Regions from separate parts of the Homo sapiens genome. Here region 1 is linked to region 2. The links are chromatin contacts, found by Hi-C in ENCODE. All regions are on one chromosome and are shown on one strand. The core of a region is the stretch at or near the end of the contact, and the rest is flanking DNA. Distances in the headings are between cores, read along the strand shown.

What was found. A loop is a pair of places that touch in the nucleus more often than their neighbours do. Pooled maps may share reads with other maps.
Region 1: a loop to region 2 is called in a map of mammary epithelial cell, with 4 times the contacts of the local background. The contact joins two enhancer-like sites. A Hi-C loop is called at or near these places in 8 of 168 maps with a recorded cell type or tissue (A673, GM11168, IMR-90 and 5 more), 9 of 37 single-sample maps with no recorded cell type and 18 of 50 pooled maps.

Annotation. Positions count from the first base shown.
Region 1 is chr5:172,046,064-172,048,930 of GRCh38, reverse strand. All of the region lies in intron 18 of STK10 (serine/threonine kinase 10), which reads left to right. Among named protein-coding and RNA genes, the nearest start is that of FBXW11, 41 kb to the right of the region's middle. Within about 2 kb of position 1,355, at least 2 of the 41 ENCODE cell types and tissues checked have a DNase peak (open chromatin) inside an H3K27ac peak, as active enhancers do.
Region 2 is chr5:171,639,395-171,642,094 of GRCh38, reverse strand. No RefSeq gene overlaps it. Among named protein-coding and RNA genes, the nearest start is that of SMIM23, 150 kb to the left of the region's middle. Within about 2 kb of position 1,319, at least 3 of the 41 ENCODE cell types and tissues checked have a DNase peak (open chromatin) inside an H3K27ac peak, as active enhancers do.

The sequences.
Region 1 (2,867 bases), core at 106-2,605, 410 kb before region 2:
GGCCCGGACACCTTGCTCGTGAAACAAGGAGACCCCTGCGGCCGGAGAGAGTGGTGGTGACGGTGGGAGGTGATAGGAGGTAAAGTCAGAGGGGTGGGGGGCCTGCGTAAAGTCTGGCTTTTACTCTGTGTGAGATGGAAGCCACTGGAGGGTTCTGAGCAGAGGACAAGGTGGTCTGACTCATGTTTTGAAAAGGATCCCGCTGGCTGCCCTCAGGGGTCAAGAGTGGAGGCAGAGAGACCAGTCAGGAAACCATTGTGATAGCCTTGGTGACTAATGATGGCAGCTTGGACTAGGGTGGTATCTTGAACTAGGATGGTATCAGAGGTTGGGGGAATTTGTCCATTTCCTCTCTAGCTGGCACTCTAGACGTTCTTGCTGGTCACCAGCTTTGGGATCTTGGGCAAGCCATCTTCCCCGCTCTGGGCCGTATTAGTCTGGATTCTCTAGAGAAACAGAACCAAGATAGAGAGAGGATGTGTGTGTGTGTGTGTGTGTGTGTGTGTGTGTGTGTGTAGGGAGAGGGAGAGGGAAATTGATTTAGTTATTTTAAGGAATTGGCTTACACGATTGTGGGGGCTGGTAAGTCTGAAATCTGCAGGACAGGTCAGCAGGCTGGAGACCCAGTTGTTGTTGCTGTCTAGAGGCAGAATTCCTTCTCTCTTGTTTTCTCTGAAGGCCTTCAACTGATTGAGGCCCACCCACATGATGAAGGGTAATTTGCATTACTCAGAGTTTACTGATTGAAATGCTAATCACATCTAGAAAATACCTTCATAGTGACATCTAGCTGGTGTTTGACCAAACAGGTGGATACCGTGGCCTTGCCAAGCTGACACATAAAATTAACCATCACAGAAATCAGTCGGGCACAGTGGCGCATGCCTGTAATCCCAGCTACATGGGGGGCTGAGGCAGGAGAATGGCTTGAACCCGGGAGGCGGAGGTTGCAGTGAGCCAAGATCGCATCACTGCACCCCAGCCTGGGTGACAGAGCAAGACTCCGTCTCAAAAAAAAAAAAAAAAAAAAACCCAAAAAACATGGGACCTCAGTGTGGTTATTTGTACAGTGAAGCTATCAATACTGCAAGGTTATGTCAGAAGTTGCCAGCACATAGTACAGGCCAAGGACATACTCATTCCCCTAAACTCTCTGAGGAGAGAACTGCCCAAGTTACTCTTAATCTCATGCCCACGGGTCCTGAAGTCCTGAGGTTTGTTCTGCCATCGTACATCAGTTCTGCTTACTGTAACTGTGGTCTGGACAGGAGGCAACTGCCCATCTCAGCTGTGTGATGGCCTTGGGAGTCCTTGAATTGAGGCCTCCCTCCCTGCGCTCATGGAGCTTTCTGGCTGGAAGCTGGCCAAGATCCCAGACTTCCTGTTAGGCCCACGCTCATCAGTTTCTGTAACCATGGTCTGCTGGGACTTTCCATACTTGACAGTCAAGTCAATAATGTTCCTGCTGACATAGGTTGGTTCTGCAATCAGGAAATGAACGTCCACCTGGTTCTCTTACCTGGGGGTTCTATACCCTTGGCCTATCCTGAGAGAGTTTGAAAATGAATGATCGCGTTTCCTCTAGCTATTGCCTTATGTCTCAGATCGCTTCAAAGAGGGGCCTGGGCTCAGGGGAGGCACCACGAGTGTGCAGTTGGGAAGCCAGCATTGGACTTTGCCTGTGGGGGCTGCCTCTTTGCAGAATTCTTTATAGAATTCTTCTGTCATTAGCTGCTTGGGTTTCTGCTGGAACAATGACCCGGAGGTGATGATTTTCATTCGAGAATAAATGGTCTTTTACATTCTTGCATTACGGTCAGCAGCCTGTGAACCCCCTGCCTTGTATGGAGGCAGGGAGATGATTGTACATTGTGGAGTATTTTTAGAAAAATTCAGATGTATTTCGAGTAAGTACGGAATATCTGGTAGAGTCAATGAAGTGTTGCTTGGGTCAGTGTTCACACAGAATGTGGCCTCAAACAAGTCAAATCTTCCCTCCTGAACCCTGGCTTTTCGGGCTGTAAAATGTAGATAATATTTATTTCCTTAAAGTAGGTGTTAGCAAACCACTGCCAATGTCCTAATCTGGCCCACCACCTATATTTGTAAATAAAGTTTTATTGGAACACAGCCATGCTCGTTCATTTACAGATTGTCTGTGGCTGATTTTGTACTACAGTGGCAGTTGAGTAGTCACAATAGAGACCAAATATGTCCTGCAAAGCCAAAAATGTTTACTATCTGTCACATAACAGAAAAAAGATCGCTGACTCTGGCGTAAGAAGGTTGTATTGAGAAATATATGTGGTGGGTAGAACAGAATAATGCTTAAACAGCCCAGGCTTTGGAGTCACACAGGTGGGATGAAGTCCTAACTCCTCCATTACTAGTTGTGAAACCTTGGGCAAGTTACTAAACCATTCTGTGCTCAAAAAGTAGTAGCTATTATTATTAAATTGTTGGTATTCCTAGAGCAGAGGTCCCAAACTGATAGCCTATGTGCTGGAATTGGCTTACAGGCATGGTATGTTTGGCCAACATAGTGATGTAAAAAAAATTTTTTTTTTTTTTTTTGAGACAGAGTCTTGCTCTGTCACCCAGGCTAGAGTGCAGTGGCACGATCTCGGCTCACTGCAACTTCCACCTCGCCTCAAGTGATTCTCCTGCCTCAGCCTCCCAAGTAGCTGGGATTACAGGCACACACTACCAGACCTGGCTAATTTTTGTGTTTTTAGTAGAGATGGGGTTTCGCCTTGTTGGCCAGGCTGGTCTTGAACTCCTGACCTCAGGTGATCCGCCCGCCTTGGCCTCCCAAAGTGCTGGGATTACAAGGCTGAGACACCGCACCTGGCCTGTAAATTGTTTAA
Region 2 (2,700 bases), core at 70-2,569:
AACCCTCCATGGCTCCCTTTTGCCCTCAGGATAAAGACCAAGTTCCATAACTGAGCTCTTCTGGATCTCATGCCTTCAAAACTTAGTTGAAATGTTCCCTCTTCCCTGACTGTTTGCACTCTCACACACAGTTTTGTAATTTCATTGTTTACACATCAATATCCCCCACTAGACTGTAGGCAACTTCAAGGGCAACATGAGTGTTGAGTCCAGAATTTGATCATAGTAGGCAATGAAGGAATGTTTGTTGAGTAGATAAATAAATAAATTATCTAAATTGAGTTCTAGTTCTTCTGTCAACTGAGTGTATGATTCTGGGCAGTTTATTTCTCCCTCTGAGACTCAATTTCCTCATCTGTAGATTAGGGTGAATAAGGTTTTCCTTGCCTATTACATTAGCTATAGTTTTTAAACTCCAGGCCCTTTTGGAGGACAGAATATTTGCAATTCCAGGGGATGTGGGACCACAGCATACCATGTCTGAGGATTTTGGGGGAGAGTAATGAGATAATTGATGCAAAAATGCTTTGGAGCCTGTACAAAGTTAATGGATTGTTGTTCAGACCCAGTCCCTGCCTTTGGAGCTTACATTCTAGAAGGGAGATAGAAACACATGGGGTGCATTCTCTTATCACCCACCCTAGTCCATGGCAGGTATTACAAATCATTCACTGCACTTTAAGCAGGCATCTCCAATTGATTCATATCGAACTGGGAGATACAATCTATTTGCCATTCTGGCTACAGAAGGAGAAACAATCTTTCCAATCCCAGACAACCATGTTAAGTGCCTCATTGACCCCAGAGAATCAAAACCTCAGCCTCTGTTTATTGAGCACTGGCTTCAAGCCTGGTCCTCTCCCCACATAATCTCTTCCAATCTTCATGACGATCCTGCAAGTCAGAGACTATTTACTCCCATTCTCCCCTTTCACAGACCAATCTCTGAGACCAATACCTGGGGCTGCTGACCCCAGTCCACCCATTTGAGCCTGGGTCTGTCTCCAAAGGACACGCTCTTGCCACCCTTCCACACTACCTCTCTCAAACAGGAGTGCAGCAGGTCAGGCACGGGCCACAGATATCAGTGGAGCCATCCACAGGGCTGTAGAGAGAACTAACACCCAGCTACACCTTTTCCGGCAGGAATTTTTTGTTCCTGCTGTATTCAGAGGGCCTGCCAGGACTGGAGTCTGTCTGTTGGGAAAGGCGGCTCATGCTATTTTGATATTGAACCCATGTCCACGGGCCCAGTGATGGACAAGCCTTTTACACATCTCACAAATAAAACTCACAGAGTCATTTTCAGCTTGGCCCGAGCTGTGGGCACAGCCCCAGAGGACTTGGCTCTGCTAATTCTCTCATCAGCCTAATAGGAGAACAATTATCACAGTCAGGATACAAATTTAGCTCCAGACACTTCTCTGGGAACTCAGAGGGCTTGTGACTTATGGCTTCATTTTAAAGAGGAGCAGATTGTTGACATGAACTCTGGGTAGTTCTCATTTTTCTCGAGGAACTAAGCTGTACTTGCTGTTAATGGTAGAATCATTAGGTCATGGCTGAGGTCCACAAGAGGATAGGAAACCCAGCAGCTTGGATGTAGGCTGAGCTCTCTATAATTAACCTAATAGCCTGTTTATTTGACTATCTCAATTACAGACTCATTTAAATAGCATTAAAAATAAAAGATGAGCCCCAGGAGCAGCAGAAGAAACATAAGGATGCTCTTTTGTCCAAGATTTCATAGGACACTATTTGAATGCATAAAAAGCCACTGATAGAGCAGCCACCAGGAAAACTTTCTTTAAAAAACTTTAAATTGAGGCAAAAAAAATGCAAACATGAGCAAGACTGAGCACCCGCAGGCATGTTTTATAGCGAAGTCAAATGATCAGGGTTTGGATGTCAGCTCTGCCAGGGGTTGGATGAAACTTGTGCGAGTCATCTAATCTCTGGAAACCTCACTCTCCCCCTTGGAGGATCCATGGAAAGGGGTCAGCTGATATGGATTACCATCATAGCTAACACATCTTGAGCATTTATGTGCCAGGCATTGTTATACACCCTTTATTTACAGTAACTCATTTAGCTCTTACAGTTCCACGATGAAATAAGTGGTATTATCATCTTCCATTTTACAGACGAGGAAGCCGAGGCACAGAATAGTTAAGTGACAAAACAATGCTCAAGGTACCAGTGTGTGGAGTGTGGAAGCTGGGATTTGAAAGCAGGCAACCTGGCCCCAAAGTCTATGTGCATAACCTCTAGTCTACCCTGCCCTGGGAAGAACCTGCACCACCAGAGGCCTTCAAAACATGATTAAGTTGAATCTATTTCTTTTTCTTTGTGTTGCAAGCGTGGCTTTCCGATGGTTGTGCACATTTTTCTATCTGATATAAATAGCTTTTTTATTTTTCTCCCTCTGTCCCCGCTCCAAATATCAGTCAATACTGGAGAGAAAATAACTGTTTCTGGTTCATGGTGACAAGGTCAAGGCTCCTTTGGAGAATGCTTGTTGGTGCTGTCTCCGTCCTGGGCTGAGAAATCACGGCATTTATTTTAAGCTGAAACTTTCTTATATTTAAAGCTTGTCATCAGGCTGAAGTTTGTTTATTGCATTCCATAATTATGATGAATATATTTTAAATAGAAAAAGATTTGAAATGTAGGACAGCTGCAAAAAATATGGTGTCAATC